2 separate regions of the Homo sapiens genome follow, and region 1 is linked to region 2. A link is an interaction called in ENCODE POLR2A ChIA-PET data of the cell type or tissue named here. Cell type or tissue: K562. All regions are shown on one strand. Each heading gives the region's core, and the rest is flanking DNA. Links, peaks and the distances in the headings are about the cores only.

The links. ChIA-PET counts read pairs that join two places held together with the same protein. Peaks named below come from ENCODE experiments on the same cell type or tissue, not always from the same donor. Only the 100,000 strongest peaks of a DNase experiment are listed, where the experiment ranks them.
Region 1: POLR2A ChIA-PET joins it to region 2 with 5 read pairs; 2 of 35 experiments call an interaction of 5 or more read pairs at or near these places.

The regions. Positions count from the first base shown.
Region 1 is chr18:55,195,395-55,198,319 of GRCh38, forward strand. No RefSeq gene overlaps it. Among named protein-coding and RNA genes, the nearest start is that of LINC01929, 73 kb to the left of the region's middle. In K562, for the core only: no CTCF peak of the experiment used is centred there; no DNase peak of the experiment used is centred there.
Region 2 is chr18:55,118,345-55,121,269 of GRCh38, forward strand. All of the region lies in intron 1 of LINC01929 (long intergenic non-protein coding RNA 1929), which reads right to left. Among named protein-coding and RNA genes, the nearest start is that of LINC01929, 4.5 kb to the right of the region's middle. In K562, for the core only: no CTCF peak of the experiment used is centred there; a DNase peak (open chromatin) is centred at 1,187.

The sequences.
Region 1 (2,925 bases), core at 232-2,731, 77 kb after region 2:
CCTTTATTTTTGAATCCTATTTACAGCTGTGCTTGAAAAAATAGCAGATAAATATTTGTTGAACTAATGAATACATGTGAAAAGTAGCAATTACTTCTGACTGCAAAAAATAAGGGGAGGCTTCTGAGAGCATTAGACTTTGAGATGATCTTAATAATTTTTGTTATTACAAAACTTACAAATCCCAGCATTTTGGGCGTCCAAGATAAGAGCATCACATTAGCCCAGGAGTTTGAGACCAACCTGGGCACATAATGAGACCCCATCTCTACAAAAAAATTTAAAAATAAAAATTATCTAGGCATGATGGTGCACACACCTTTAGTACTAGCTACTCCGGAGGCTAAGGTGGGATGATCGCTTAAGTCTAGTAGTTCAAGACCACAGGATCATGACACTGCACTCTAGCCTGGGCAACAAGCAAGACTCTGTCTCAAAAAAAAAAAAAAAAATACTGTCTTTTGGGGAAAAAAATAATTGTACATGTGAAACAATAAACATAAAAACTGATGTATGTGTTTAGGGGAGCTTAATTTGAAATGCATCAAAACTGTGATAGATGAGAGATATGTAGAGGAATGGATGAATATATGATAAAAACAAGTATGGTAAAATTAGTAACATTAATGGTACAGTCTAGGTTGCAGGTCAGGACATGCTTGTTTTATAAATAAAGTTTTATTAGAACATACCTATATGCCCACTCATTTACATACAGTCTATGGTGCATTTGCACTACACTGCTGCATAGCTGCAACAGAGACTATATGTCCAGCAAAGGCTAAAAGATTTACTATTCAACCCTTTAAAGAAAAAGTTTTCTCATATCTGTCCTAAGCAATGGGTATAAGCTGTATAATTCTTTTCACCTTTCTGTATGTTTGAAAATTTTAATAATAAAATGTTAGGGGGAACATTTTAAGAACAATTTAAAGCAGAACGTGATTGAAAAGCAAATTGAACATAAGTAAATGCCAAAGGGCATTTGGACAAGATTAATAGATACTGAAATTAATATTGATCATCTTATGAAAGAGGCAACATGGGAAGGATTGAGTGTTAATAGAATTAGAGAGAAGTGGGAGGTTTTCCAAGAGCAGTGAATAATACAAGTATCACAGGATACATTGGGTGGGTACTTGCTAGTGTTGACTGCACCCAACCCCAACCCCCATTCATCCCACCCATGCTTTCATCTAGACAGCACCATGCAACACAAACACACCCCATCAGTGTGTCAGTAGATCTCCAGTCATCTACACAGGAGATTTGGTTTTGTTTTTCTTGGGAGAGGTGGGAGAAGTTTTAGAGAAGAGAGAAACTGAGAAGGGGAGAAAAGCAGTTTGGGCCATGGTAATGTCTGTATGCCTTAGTTCCTTGGGCTGGTTTTGAGCCCCCCAAGAAGACAGAGTTTGAGAAGCAGAAGCTGCTTTACTGGGTCTGGTGACAGAGTGTGGTACAATTTAGGGAGGAAGGCTGCCTCTATCATCCATTCTGGGAAAAAGAGCATTTGAAGCTTTTTGGAGCATCTTAATCCAGCACATAGAATCAATATTGAGGTTCTCAGGAAGAAACTGGCTGTAGTGAAGATTTTCCAAGTGTGTGGTGGGCAGAAGTGATAGACAAATCAGTGCTCATGAGAACCAAAACTATCTATACCATGGACAGCCTAGACACAGAACAGAAACCATCCCTTACTGTATACAATAATGTGACTTTCTCTCTCTCTGTCTTCATTAGTGTGGCTTTGTTTTTCCAGGAGTCTCCTGCCTGGGCAAATAGTTTGATTGTTGATTAAGAATTTCCTAAAGGGGTCCTGAAAGACCCTTCAACTCTTCAGTGAAAAGTATCATCAGACCACTTACATCCTAAGATTCTTTGAATCCTATGCCTCAAAATCTTCAGCTTGCTATTCCCACCAGAGTCTAGTCGGCTGTATCTTGATCTTTCCGCATTGCTAATTAAGGGGAATTTGAAAGACCCACCTGAAACCAAACTTCTAATTCTCAAAAAATTCCAACCTTCCCTTTCACCTTTGGAGATGCTACCAAAGCTTTATGAGGTGGAGTTCTCCCTTTCCATGGTAAGCAATCAACTCAGCTTTGTCTTATCAGCAGGCTATGTTAGTGATATTTGGGAAGCCAGCTTTCAACTCCAGAGAGAGAATATGAGCAATACAGAGTAGATACCATTGCTACCACTAATGAGTTTATGGGTATCCACAACTTGGTAATTCCCAGGAATGATGGGAGTCACTTTGGGGATGGGGGTAAGACTTCTACTCACGGTTTATGCAGCTATGAAGTTTAGAACTCTCAGTGTAATTTGTGGCCCTCTTACATGAAGATCTTCATTGCCATTAGTATAAATTCCCAACTCTTTAGCACGTTTTATTACCCATATAAAATGTGGCCCTGCTCTCTTCTCAGCTATAATGCTTACGCGGCCTCCTCCCAGTTTTAACACCTAAAGTCTCATGTCCGAGAAAATCCCTAGATCCAGGCAAACTAGGACAGTCAGTCACCTTATTTCTTGTAATCTTGCCATGATTACACACCAAAGGGAGCTCTAGATTCTGACAGCTCATGTTTGGGATCCTCCACTCACCAACAGGGTGACCTTGGGCATGTCACTGAACTCATGTGTCCAGTGCCTTAGTTTACTAATTGGTAAAGTGACACTAAGAGGAGCAACTGTTTCGTGTGGTTGTTGTAAGAATGAAATGAGATACTACTGGTGAAGATCTTTGAATGCTTGGCACATAGCAAATACTTGAGAAATATTAGTTCAAAGAATAATTGGCTAATAATATTTAGAACAATTCTGTCTTGTTTATAACTTTGTTTTCTGGCTTAGCACCAGGACTGGCACAGAATAAACTTTAAAATATGCCTTTAAATAAATGAATAGGCTGGGTGCGGTGGC
Region 2 (2,925 bases), core at 103-2,602:
AACAACATTGCATTACGTTGATTGTTAAGAGATTGTCACTGGTTTTCTTCAGAAACTTTAGGCAGATTTTCCTCTTCTATACTATTCTTGACAAAGTATAATTTCTTTCAACCAATGGATGAACAACGTCCAATAAAGTGAAACCTTTCTGCAAAAAAAATTATTTTATTCAAGTGATCCTGGTGCTAATGAGATGCATTGTTATTAGGCTTTATTTTTAATATTTTTATATCAATGTTAATGGGCAAGAAAAATGGGGAAAATCTCTTAGGAAAGATCAATATATTTCTAAGTTATTGAAAAGCCTGTAGATTTAAAATGTGCGTAATATATTCCTGCTATACTGGCATGATCTAGGGAGAGGCCCTACTAAACTAAGAATTAAGGGATCTGAAAGCTCATTTCAATCCTGCCTCAGATGTTTTCAGGGAGATGCTTTAGCACATGGTACCTCAGTTCACTCCTCAGAACAAGGAAGCTGTTGATAGCCACACCAAATCCTGCATGCCTCTAGGAAATGAATTAAGAATTCATGTGTGAAATGTTTCTTTGAATTTTATAATGAAATGGCATCTTATAATTGTATGATATGGCAAAGTGAAATCAGGGTGTGGTTATGTTGAAACGTTTCTGTTTCTTTGGCTAAACCAAAGATAAACAAGCAACTTTTTCTGAAAGCAGACTTCCTTGGGGGAAAATCAAATTGTTGCAAATTATAGAAAGGGAGAGAAGACAGGGAGATGGATGGAGAATTTTGAGGAGGGCATAGACCAGACAGGCTCAAAAAGCTCAGTTACCATCCTGTTAAAATATAACCCACAAAATGTTACACCATAGCATTCTTCACAGCCATCTGCTTCTGCCATCAACTTTGATTCCCACAAACAGATTTCAAAAGTTGAATCTGGCCCTCAGTGAGTTTAGGAACATTCAGCAGGACTATCTGTATGTGATCAGAAAATTCACCAACTCTCTATTCCTGTCTCCAGAAACAATCTATCTCTCATCCTTTCCAATTAAGGCATAACATGGTCTTGTAATTCCTTGTAGCTTTTCACATCCTTCACAGGGCCTAGCAGAAAATTTAAATATAGTTTGGACTCCCATCCTTTTCTCTCCATCTCCACTTCCACCCCTGCCCCCAGGCCTACCGTGTCAAGTCATCTTTCCTCAGCTGGATGACTGCGATAGCCTCCTACTGGTTTCCTGTCGTCCACTCTAATCTCTTTCCCACAGCCACAGTGAACTTTGTCCAAAGGAAATCAGATTGTGTACTCCCCTGCTTAAAACCTTCCAATGGTTTTGCATTGCACTCTAAAAAAAAAAAAAATCTAACTCCATATAATAGCTGCCAAGACTTTATATGTCAGTTAGTCATTGCTGCATAACAAACCACCACAAAACTCCATGTCGTAAAACCACAAAAATTATTTATTTTTTATGTATCTGCTTAGCTGATATAGGCTGGACGTGGGCTTATGCACGTATCTTTGGGTTTGGTTGGGGTTCTATTTCACATAATTCTCCTTCTCTTACCCGCAGACCTTATGCTAATAAGCCAGTCTTTTAATGAGGATTTTTTTTTTTTTTTTACAATATTGACAGGCAAGCATGATCTGGGAGTGGATTTACCCACTAGGCATAGAAAGCACAATGACTAGGGCCTGCAACACTTTTAGGAGTCCAGATAATTGCTTTAATTTTACATTATTTTAAAATCAGGAGGAAAACTTGAATACAATATTAATGCATATTTACAAATAAATTCACTAATATATTTGTCTTTATACCAATGCAGTTTTAAAATATATTTTTGAATTTTCTTTATGGAGGAAGTGGCCTGGAAGGTAAAAATGCTGAGGACCACAAAGCTCATAATGCAGCCTTGCACAATCCTAGTTAATCAAACTTGAAGCATAGAAAACTCATTGTTGGTTCTCTGTTCTCTTACTTAAGTAAGTCATGGAACATCATGAAATGTCAATTTCCTCCCTAAAATAACACGGCGGTAACTGGCAAGAGATTCGCCTATCCTTTATAAAAGTAGAGTACCCCAAACACTGGATGATTCCTCCTTATAGTCATTAATTTGCTCTACCCTGGAACTCTTGGCTGGTTTTGCTTATTATGAGAGACACAATTTTAAAACAGTATTGTTCTAGGTCTGTCATTGCCACCATGGGTCATAATATAAAGGAACAATATGGAGAGTTACTTTAGTCCTGTGCAAAGAACAGAGGAAGACTTTATTCTCCAAAGTTTTATACCACTTTCCAGGAGTCTCCTTTACATTTTAATTCTATAAAAGTCCCATTCATATTATCAATTCTATTAGGTTTATAGAAATCTAATGCTGGCCAAACATCATGAGACTCAGAGGGGACGCAAAAATAGAAGTTACTGTTTGAAGAAGAGAAGCAAAACAACTCTTCCTCTGTAAAGATAGTTCAAAAGTAAGAACTTTCTTTATCTTGCATAGTCTTGTCATTCTCACAAGAATAAATGTTCTTAGTGACCATCTATATATATAGTTATTCCATCCATTTTAAAAGAAGCTGTGTAATTTTTTTAGATCACTGTACATAATACATTCCAATGTTAACTGTGTCCTTGTGAAACTCTAAATTAGCTTTATAATCTTTAAAGTATTTTGACATAATTCTTTGCTTTTTTAATGGATAGTTAATTTCCTGTTTCCATGTAACCCTTGATGACTCTGTGAAAGCTTGGATTACTTTTCCTCTCTAGTTCCCAAACCACAAATGGGAAAAACTGCAATCCTGCAGTGGCCACATCACCTACCTAAATATTTTCACAGATTCTGAGATTTGTTTCCTTGCTGAACTGGGAGAGAAACTTTCATGGCATTTTACCCTCTGGAATATAAAATTAATTTAATCTTATCTTTGTTTACACATACTTCTT